Regions from separate parts of the Mus musculus genome. Here region 1 is linked to region 2. A link is a loop called in an ENCODE intact Hi-C map of the cell type or tissue named here. Cell type or tissue: gastrocnemius. All regions are shown on one strand. Links, peaks and the distances in the headings refer to the core of each region. The heading gives the core; the rest is flanking DNA.

The links. Hi-C counts contacts between places; a loop is a spot of excess contacts. Peaks named below come from ENCODE experiments on the same cell type or tissue, not always from the same donor. Only the 100,000 strongest peaks of a DNase experiment are listed, where the experiment ranks them.
Region 1: it touches region 2 in a loop (1.9-fold over the local background); 1 of 42 quality-filtered maps calls a loop at or near these places.

The regions. Positions count from the first base shown.
Region 1 is chr5:64,737,109-64,742,208 of GRCm38, reverse strand. LOC105244755 (a long non-coding RNA gene) reads left to right here and starts at 272. Exons shown (of 4, transcript XR_868443.3): 1 at 272-635. In gastrocnemius, for the core only: no CTCF peak of the experiment used is centred there; a DNase peak (open chromatin) is centred at 2,542; H3K4me3 peaks cover 907 bases; H3K27ac peaks cover 1,425 bases.
Region 2 is chr5:64,578,749-64,583,848 of GRCm38, reverse strand. No RefSeq gene overlaps it. Among named protein-coding and RNA genes, the nearest start is that of Gm3716, 29 kb to the left of the region's middle. In gastrocnemius, for the core only: a CTCF peak has its summit at 2,201 (motif pointing left); DNase peaks (open chromatin) are centred at 2,221 and 3,864; H3K4me3 peaks cover 724 bases; H3K27ac peaks cover 2,491 bases.

The DNA.
Region 1 (5,100 bases), core at 508-4,507, 160 kb before region 2:
AAACCCTGTAACCAAAAAGCAACTAGGGTGTGGGGGAAGGGTTGATCCAGCTTACACTTCCATATTGCTGTCTATCACCAAAGGAAGTCAAGACAAGAACTCAAACAGGGCAGGAACCTGGAGGCAGGGGCTGATGCAGAGGCCATGGAGGTATGTTGCTTACTGGCTTGTTCCCTATGGCTTGCCCAGCCTGCTTTCTTATAGAGCCAGGACCATCAGCCCAGGAGTGGAACCACCCACAATGGACTGGGCCCTCTCCTGTCGATCACTAACTAAAAAAATGTACCACAGCCAGATCTTATGGAGCCATTGTCTCAATCAACTTTTTCTCCTTTCAGATAACTGTGGTTTGTGTGTGTGCTGACATTAGACTAGCCGGCACAAATGTCACTTCTGGAAAGCCAGCTCTATCTAGAAGTGTTCTCCTTAAGAAGAAAGTAACATGCGTTCAGCATTTTAATCAACTCCTGAAGAAAACAGCCACAACTCTGTTTTCCTACCTGAAGGCTCCTGTAAAGCTTGGACTTCAACTTTAAACCGTGTTCCTTCAGCTGAGATTTGATGTGTCCTTGGCATGTGCCCACCCCAGAACTTCTCACGGGTGAGCAGCACTGTGGTACCTCCAGGCCTTGCAGGTAAGGATGCTGGCAGTGTTCATCGAGATGCAGGAGGGGGCCTTGGGATGCTGCAGTTTCTTCTGTAGCTCTTTAAAAGTGTCTCTTCCCCCCAGTGCTGGCAATTCACCCTTTCTCTGAGGGCTCTAAGAGCCATGGGAAGCCTGGGGCCTGTCATTTGCATTTTAGTTGGAAAGAAGCAGAATTCTCTTTTCCTCCTTTTCTGGTGCCATGACAAACAAAAGGATATGAGGCGGATTTTTTCCCCCACTTTGGAAAAACACACAAATGCCAATTCCAGAAGCAGAGTTTCCCTCATTTTCACTTGTAGTCATTTTTGTGCAGTGTCCCCCACTTTAACAGAGAATTATTTAATCAGATGGAGGATGGTGCTTGTCTGTGGCATGAAAAATATACTTTTTTTTCCCTCCCCTTCGGCTTTCCTCAGGCATTCAGCTCCTGTACCCTTACAACAGCCGGTAAAATTGCTTGGTTGGGCCAGCAAGATGGCTCAGTGTGTAAAGGTGGTTGTGGCAGAAGTTTTACTACCAGAGTTCAATCCTGGGGACCCACACAGTAGAAGGAGAAAACCATGTTCACAAGTTGTTCTCTGATCATACATCCACCATGCCCCCAAAGACACTTGGCCTGGACAAAAACTAAAATGTAATAAAAACTTTTTAAAAATTTAGTGTTCAGGGCCTAGACTGTGGTCTGTGTGATGCAGGCCTCTGGAAGTAGCCTTCTCAATCTTGGCTTCTGGGGTTCTGCCCCCTGCACAGTACACACACTCCAGGTGACTGTGGTTCCTGAAGGAAAGTTATTTGATGAAGACATGCCGGCATATACCTGCAATCGCATCAGTCTGGGGGCAGGGAAAGGAAGACTGTTGCGAGTTTGAGGCTAGCCTGGTCTACAAAGCAAGACTCTGTCTTAAAAAGAAAGAAAGAAAGAAAGAAAAGAGAGAGGGAGAGAGAGAGAGAGTGAGAGAGAGAGAGAGAAGGAAGGAAGGAAGGAAAGGAAGGAAGGAAGGAAGGAAGGAAGGAAGGAAGGAAGGAAGGAAGGAAGGAAAGGAAGGAAGGAAGGAAGGAAGAAAGGAAGAAAGGAAGGAAGGAAGGAAGGAAGGAAGAAAGGAAGAAAGGAAGAAAGGAAGAAAGGAAGAAAGGAAGGAAGGAAGGAAGGAAGGAAGGAAGGAAGAAAGAAAGAAAGAAAGAAAGAAAGAAAGAAAGAAAGAAAGAAAGAAAGAAAGAAAGAAAGAAAGAAAGATTCGGCTGTTATGAGCACTGGCTGCTCTTCCAGAGGACCGGGTTAAGCTCTTAGCACCTATACAGAGTCTGACAATTCCAGTTCCAAGGGACCTAGTGCCCTTGTCTTTACAGAGCTGTGTGGAAAGTTGTATTCAGGAGAGAGTCTCAGCTAGATGGGCAGACTGTACTACTGGCGGCCAGAGGTGCGTTTCCTTCGTGTCTTATATTTGTTCTCTGACTCTTACCCAGGAAAGCCGGAGCCTCCCAGGCTAGTATACTGCTGAGTCTGCAGAAAGGCCTCATTATCAAGAAATCAACAGCATACTTAGCCCTGCAGCCCAGGGCAGACCTGGGCCCGGGGGTGGGGGTGGGGGTGGGGGTGGGGGTGGGGGTGACAGGACTGTTTCTTGCAGGCTTAAAGAGGACAAGCCAGGAGTGGCCGGAAGAAGAAAGGTGACTCCCAGGGCCTGGGCCAGAGAAGGGTTTTGGACAGGAAAGAGGCCTCATAACACAGCACACTTGACAGGAATTGTTTAAGGCTTTAAACCTTTGCCAAGTAACGCGAGACAGGCCCTATAAGTATTTTAGCTATATATAGGGTGTAACCTGAAAGTGCCTCCCTCTGCAGAGGCTTTTGAACTGACAGTGCCTCCCTCCTGGGAGGACAGAGTGGGGGGAAGGGGTCCTGCTAGAGACACACAAAAGTAGGGGAGCACTGCCTTTGAAGAATTTCCTCCCTTTTCATGCCTGGGGTGTAACCAGAGACCAGTGTCAACAAAGAATCCCGCTTGGGAAAGCTTTTGTGCTCTGCTCTCTTTCGGGGGGCGTGACTCGGTTTTTCAGAGGTCAATGAATTGTAAATTGTATAAGTTTATGTTCTCCTGGACTCCGGTGGGGGTGGGGGTGGGCTTCTGAGGGTGTGTGAGTGGAAGAGGGGTGGGTGGTGTCACTCCAACATCCTGGAAACTTGCTGTATGGTAAGACCAGATCTGGCCGCAAGAAATCCTCCCACTTGGAAGAGAGCAGGAAGCGTATGTGGGTTTGGATGCTCACATCTGAATTTGCTCTAGCAAATAAATCCATAGTAAAACTTGAAAATAAGGTACCATAGCACGTGCAGAGATGGTGATAGTAATACAGTCAGTTATTTGGTTGGTCTGATTGCTTTCCTGCACTTAGGACTACTTGTGTGCCTCCCAGTAGCACCTACTCTGTGCTGTGCTCTCATAGGTTGGGGCTAGTTGTTAATCACTTTGTGTGTGTGTGTGTGTGTGTGTGTGTGTGCGTGCATTGATATCTCCATTGTTCTTCTCCTTATTCACTGAGGGTCTCACAGTTGAACCCAGAGCTCGCTGAAACGGCTAGTCTAGTTAGCAAGCTTGCCCCGAAGTTCCTTTCTCCCCTTTCCAAACGCTAAGATCATACTTAGGCAGGCCCCCATGCCCATCTGCATTGACCTGGGTTCTGAGGAGCTGAAACCCAGTTTTCCAGCTTTGCACACACAGCAAACACTTTGTTCATGAGCCACGTCCCTGCCTGCTCCGTGACTCGTTTTGATCGATATTTCTTATCCCTCCAAACTCCTACAACCCTCTGGCTCTACAAAAACACATTAGTGCTTGATGGGTGCTTGTCCCATTCCAGACCCTGTACTGAGTAGTGGACAGAGTGAATGGGCTTTCACTTTCTCAGAATGTGTAATCTGTGTTGGAGGAAAGCAGACACTGAAACGAGCAAGTGATGTAATGTATCGGCAGTTGATGCATAATAAAAAGAAACATTAGGGACACCCAGGAGGCAGCTGGTGGCGTCTCTCAGGAAAACGGGGCTCCAGGGGGAGCATGTCTTGCTTCCCACTGAAGGCTGCTCTAGACAAGGTGGGTGGGGTGAAGGGACAGGGGCGGGAAATATAGTTGATGGGAACCCATTGCTGCAGACCTGGGGGCCTTGTGGGTCACTGCAAAGTCTGAATTTCCTTGTGGGTGAGGTGGGAAGCCTCTAGAATGTCTTTAGAAGTGAGACAAACATTCTGGCCACTGCTTTAAAAATAAATCCTAAGGGCAAAGGTGGGAGCCGAGAAACACGATCCGGTGATCTGCGCAAGAGGGGATGGTGGCTTGCTGTAAGGATTTTCCAGACTTGAAGTCTCTGGGAGGGCCGGAGGGCTGGCAAGATTTCCTGCTGAGTGGAATTCTAGGCTGGAAAGAGGCAAAGGTACGCAGCCTTCTTCCCCTGGGCCCTCTGAGCAGAGCAGGGTGGGGACTGACCCCTACAAGTTGGTCTGGGGTGGTATCCTTTTTTTGTTTTTTGTTTTTCCTCGTGGTCACTGGCAGCAAGCCAGTTTCACCCAGATCTGGAGAAGAAAATGAGAGCAACATTTGGGCTAACATGGTTAACTCATGCACTGTTCTGGGTGAAGAGAAGCCAATTTGTGTGGCCCAGGCTCTGGGCTTCTTCCTGCAAGGCTCAGGAGGAATTTGGAGGCATCACAGGGAGATCAGGCCAGAGAGAACTGTGGGGAGGAGTCCCGGCTTCTGCAAGCAGAAGCATGTCATTTCTTCTTCCGTCTGTGCATCACTTCAACATTTATTGAGTGTTTTTGTGCTCGTCTACTATGCTAGGTGCTGTGCTCAAAGATGAATAAAGTCCTGTTTGGTAGAAATTTATATCATAGGTCAAGTGATAGATATATAGGATAGACAGAATGTTCTGGTAGTCAAGATTTAAACCCACCCTCCCCACTGTGTATGTGTGTGTGTGTGTGTGTGTGTGTGTGCTGGGGAGGGGGCTTGAATATGCCAGGTATGCAGATGGAGATCAAAGGACTGTCTTTGGGAGACCAGTGTCTCCTTCCACCTGGAAGATGGCCCCAGCTCCACTGGAGACAGAGTTGATTATTCTACATCCAGATCTGCAGGCAACAGAGAGAGCAGAGAGGAGAGGGAGAGAGAGAGAGAGAGAGAGAGAGAGAGAGAGAGAGAGAGAGAGAGAGAGAGAGAGAGAGAGAGAGAGAGAGAGAGAGAGAGAGAGCTGCTAGGTCTGGCTTGGGCCCCTAAACCTTAAAGCACCTCTTCCCCCAAGTACTTCCTCCAACAAGCCTACACCTAATTCAACATGGCAGCACCTCCTAAGCTTTTCAAATACTGCTGACTAGGCATTCAGATATGTGAGCCAATTGGGGGGGGGGGGCACATGTTTTTATCCAAACCATCACACTGATATTCAACCTTGCTGGCCCA
Region 2 (5,100 bases), core at 448-4,447:
CTAGACTTCTGTGGGTGATGGGTCCCAGCCTTTCATTTCTTCATTTCATTATGGTTGGAAGTTGCCAACAGCAGGTAGGGCTAGAAGTGATAGTGTCACAGGTTCGCCTGGGTTTGGCAAGGGCTGTGACTGTAGCCACCGCATTTCCATGGCTACAGATCTCACCGGGTTCTCAACGGTAAACTTCAGTCTGCCCCTCCAGGCCTAGGAAGACAAAATTTCTCCATGAGTATCTGTTGGCAGCGTACAACAGACTGGACTTGGATGGTCCCCTCCTCAACTACTCCATAGCTGCATCCTTCAGTTACCTTGTGAGAATCTTTGCTGTTGGTCCCTGGATAAGTTACCTGAAACGTAGAGAACTTCACAGCACTTCCAGCTGAGGACTCTCTTTCCCTCTTTCTGTCCCTCCCTCCTCCTTCTCTTTCATCTCTGCTCTAGAGTCCTGCAGATCTAATTACAAAGTCTAGTCTGGTCACCAACGAGTTGTGTGACCTTAGGCAAGTTACTTACCTCATCCCCTCCTCGCAAAGATGCACTTTTCATATATAACAAAAAGATAGTGGTTTGCACGTATGGAAAGAGCTAACACAAGCTAAGAGCTAACATAAGCTAACCTAGCCGGTGTGAGCACGTGGTGAGCAGTTGGTTGAGTTGGAAAGGGCACATATTATAGAGAAATGCCAAATTATGTAGTTCAGTTATGAAGTCAGTTTCTCTGGGATTTTAATTATTGAGCTGATGAGTATCTCTTCAAAGATGACAACTGAAAGTGTAGATAGTGACATGAAGAAGTCTGAGGAGATCTTTCGGGAAGATGCTTTATCTTAAATATGTAAAGCCTAATATGTAACACTTTGTTAGAGCTGGAGAGATGGCTTGGTGGGCAAGAGCCCTTGCTCTGCAAACATGAGGACCTGAGTTCAAATTCCCAGTGCTCTCAAGAGAAGCTGCGCATAGCTGTGCATGCCTGTAAACTCAGCGCTGAAGGGCAGAGAAGGGCAGATTCCCCAGAGCTCACTGGCCAGCCAAGTCTAGCTAATATGGTGAGCTTCTGGTCCAGGGAGAAACCCTGTCTGAGAGCTGTAGGATGAAGAGTGATAGATGCTCTGATCTAGCTGCTGAGTATATGCACACGGGAGGACACACACATACATAAACACACACACGCAATCCAACATGTAATGGCAGTTTTAGTAATCCAAAGGAAATAATCAGACAAAGAGGAATGTACAAACATGACTGAATGATTATTATTAATACTTGGAGTTAAAGAATTCTTAGAAACCTGGGTAATGGATGTGACTGATACAGAAAAGTGACCACAGCACACTAAAAAAGGGTCAGTTGCCAATGGACCTTCTGTTCTGTATTTTTGAAAAACATTAGAAGAGGGGAAATGGAAAAAATATATTTTGAAATAACATCTGGGTAATAGGATCACAGGTGATATCCCCCCCGCCCCCCCCCCCGTCTTGTTTTTCCTGTTTCTCGTGACTTTTCTATGAGTATTGATGACAGGATCATCCTAAGCTGAAAACAGCAAAACTCTGAACTCACGTGGCACAACAGCTCAGCACTGTAGAGCTGATGCCTGAGAGCTTCCTGGCTCTTCCTTCATGGTTTACATGTGGCAGCTTCTGCACCCGTTATCACATCTGTATCGAATCCCTACACCCCAGTCATCACATCTGTATCGAATCCCTGCACCCCAGTCATCACATCTGTATCGAATCCCTGCACCCCTGTTATCACATTGCATTTGATCTTAGCCATATTTTCGTTTTTATCCCTACACCCCTATTATTATATATGTCTTTAACCCCTGCATGACCAAGTACTGCACATACATTCAAAGAAAGAAGTGGACAAGAAGGACTGCTAGGAGGTGGGGTGGGGTGGAGGGAAAGGACAAAAGGCCTGATTTGGGTCCTGTGACTGACCATACCTAGCTGGAAAGTGGATGGGGAGACAGAGTCTGGGAAACAGGATCGAAATCTGCCACTTTTGCAATGTCTGCCATGGCCAGCTACTGATTTTATAACCACTGGAATTTAAAAACCAGTTGTTTCCTTTATCCTTGACTCCTTCGATGTTTTCTCCTTCCCGCCACCCTCCACCTACTCAGGCTGCAACCATCAGCAAATTCACAGTCAACTGAGCCAAAAGGCTGAGGGGGAGACCAGAGAAGAGGCTGCAGCCGCCTCCTGGTGGGAGTGGAGCGATGGGCAGCGAGCCACAGGGCTGGGAACCAGCTTCTCTGTTCCGCTGACCTCATCTGGTCCTTCTGGTCCGAGGTTCTGGCTATGAATGTTTATCAGTGAAGACTTTGACAACTTCAGTAATAATATTTTCTAGGCTGTGCAGAGCTAGCCTGGGTATCTCATACAGAGAGACCTTTGGTTGCCCTCACCAAATAAACAGTTGCCCACAATCCCCACAAAGACAAGGGCTTAGGTTGCCTGGGTTCAAGTCTTGACTGGTGAGACCCTTGTGCCATGTCCCTGGACCATAAGCTGTGTTTGTTTCCTCCCCTGCAAAACAAGAATCCCCAGACTGTGCATTTCATAGGCAACTGGTGAAAGGTGGGCGGAGTCAACCTCTGTCAAGCGCTCAGAAGGCGCTTATCACACAGTGAGGGCTATGGAATGGAAAAATAAAATAAAAAAATAAGTAAACAAGAGAAAGAGCCTTAGGGTGTCTGGGTCCTGTGTGTTTGAAGCTACTTCTCGATCCATACAAAGCTGCAAGGAAGGGGCTGAACTTTTTTTCCTTTGTTCCTTGCTGGCTGAAGCGCACATGTCCTCTGTGGATTGGAGGAGGGTGCACAAGCCATACACATCTGTTGAGATGCCGGAGCAGCTGAAGGAACTCTTGGGGAGCCAGAGGCTATCACTGCCCTTACTAGAGATGGGGAACTGAGGCTGTAGATATGGGCCACAGCCACAGGCCTGGAAATGATGGAGCTGAGATTCCAGCTGGGCCTGTGACTCCCAAACCTGGACAGCCCCTATATTAAGCATAATACTTTTCCCAGACAAATTTTGACAAATCCTGAGGTTCACATTTACATCAATGCTCATTTTTAAAAGGGATCTATTTCTTTATTTTATTTTATTTTATTTTTTTTTTTATTTTTGGCTTTTCAAGACAGGGTTTCTTTGTGTAGCTCTGGCTGTCCTGGAATTTGCAGAGATCAGCCTGCCTCGGCCTCTGAGTGCTGGAATTAAAAACATCCACTACAACCAACCGGACTGGATTTATTTCTTCATATTCAACTTAGCAAGTCCAGAAGTTCAAGGCCAGCTCTGGCCAGCTGAAATAATGATTAACATCAGGGTTATCTTACAGGTCCAAAGTCCTCCCAGCAAACATCCTTTCTGCCCTTAGAATTTGTTGGTGGCCATCTCTGTGAAAGCCTCCCTCAAAGAGAAAAAAGAACTCTTGCCTGGTCGGAGTATTTTACTAAGGACTGCCATCACATCTGAGCAAACCACAGGCATTCAAAGAGGCGTCCCTAGTCCTATCCCTTTAAGAGAAAAGAAAGAAAGAATGACTCAGCCCCACCCTACCCCACCCTGTGCCTGCAAAGCTCTGGAGTCTGTGATGCCCAAGACAGAGCCAAGATAAGAAGAGTTGGAAACAAATTGAACTTAACAAAACAAAAAACAAGCCCTGTTGTTACCAGCTCCTAGGCACTTCTACCCTAAGTTGCAGTGTCCTAGGAAACGTGAACCAGGGTCACCTCTGGCCCCATTTGGGCCTTCTTCCTGGCCCCACCCCAAGCATAGCAACCCTGCCAGAAAACAGGCGCTGCCTCCATCAGCTCCCACCTCCCCCCTCCACGCATCTTTCCCCTTTTATATTGCTGGCTTCATAATGGTTTTCCTCCTGCTGCTGTGGGGTGAGAGGGTGTAAATGCCCCGGAGCAGCTGCGGGGAGCTCTCCAGTGCGGATCCTGTGGGTGGGGCCGGCAGTAGGCAGGAGAGACCAGGAGGGAGATTAGGTGAAACATTAGCCCTGGCCTTTTGGACACGGTCCAGTGTCTTTCAATGATTTCTTTGTGTGCTTTGGGTGCTGGGCTTGTTTGGCAGGGGACGGGCACCCATTAGAAGATTTCACAATGATTTGCCATGTTACAGTTCTAAACATGTCAACTCCTCACCGAGGTTAAATTTGTATTTTTACAGTCTCGTTAGACCTCCCCCCTCCCCCCAACACACCCTCCTCCCCCTAGGGAGCTTGAGGGAAAAGTACTCTAAGAGAATTAATCAAAATGACTAGGTAATGCTCTAAAAATAATAAATGTCGTTATGGGCTGGATCTCTTTCAAGTTCGAGTTCATTCTGTAAGCTTGGAGATCCACACGTCCAGTTGCCTGTCTTATGAGCTTTTTATTAGAAGAAAGTGGCCTGTTGTATAGAGACAGGTACTTTATGAAGACACATGGATGCTGCGACTCTCCCAACACTCAACTGTTTTTTTTTTTTTTTCAGCTAGATTCATTAAGCAATGTGACCTCGGAGGGGGCAAAGGGCAGACGCAGGAATCACTTCTTACCCTCTGTTCCTTCACCAGCCTTGCAAATTGGGATCTGCTACAGACCTGCTCAGAGCTCTGAAAGTAAGGGTGGCCAGGTCAGGGTCCAGATTCACCTCACTCACTCACAGGAGAGATGCTGCGTGCAAACAGCAACAGTAACAGCAATCAAATGAGCCAGTAACTCTGTATGTGTGTGTGTGGTGGTAGTGGTGTGTGTGTTGTTGTTTTGTTATCAGACAGATTCCCCCTATGGAAGCAGCTGGCTTTGAACTTGGCATCCTCTTGTCTCAGCCTCCCAAGTGCAGGGATTACAGTTGTGCAACTGTTACTATCACCATGGTTTCAAGACGCCTTCTGGGATATTAACTACAATAACAAAAAAAAAAATTGTGTGTGTGTGTGTGTGTGTGTGTGTGTGTACTCATTCTGGAGTGTGTGGAGGCCAAAGGTTGATGTCAGGGGCTTTCCTTAGTTGCCCTCTACCTTATTTTTTGAAACAAGGTCTCACACTGATCCTGGGGCTCCCTGACCCAGCTAGGCTGTCTGGCTAGCGAGCCC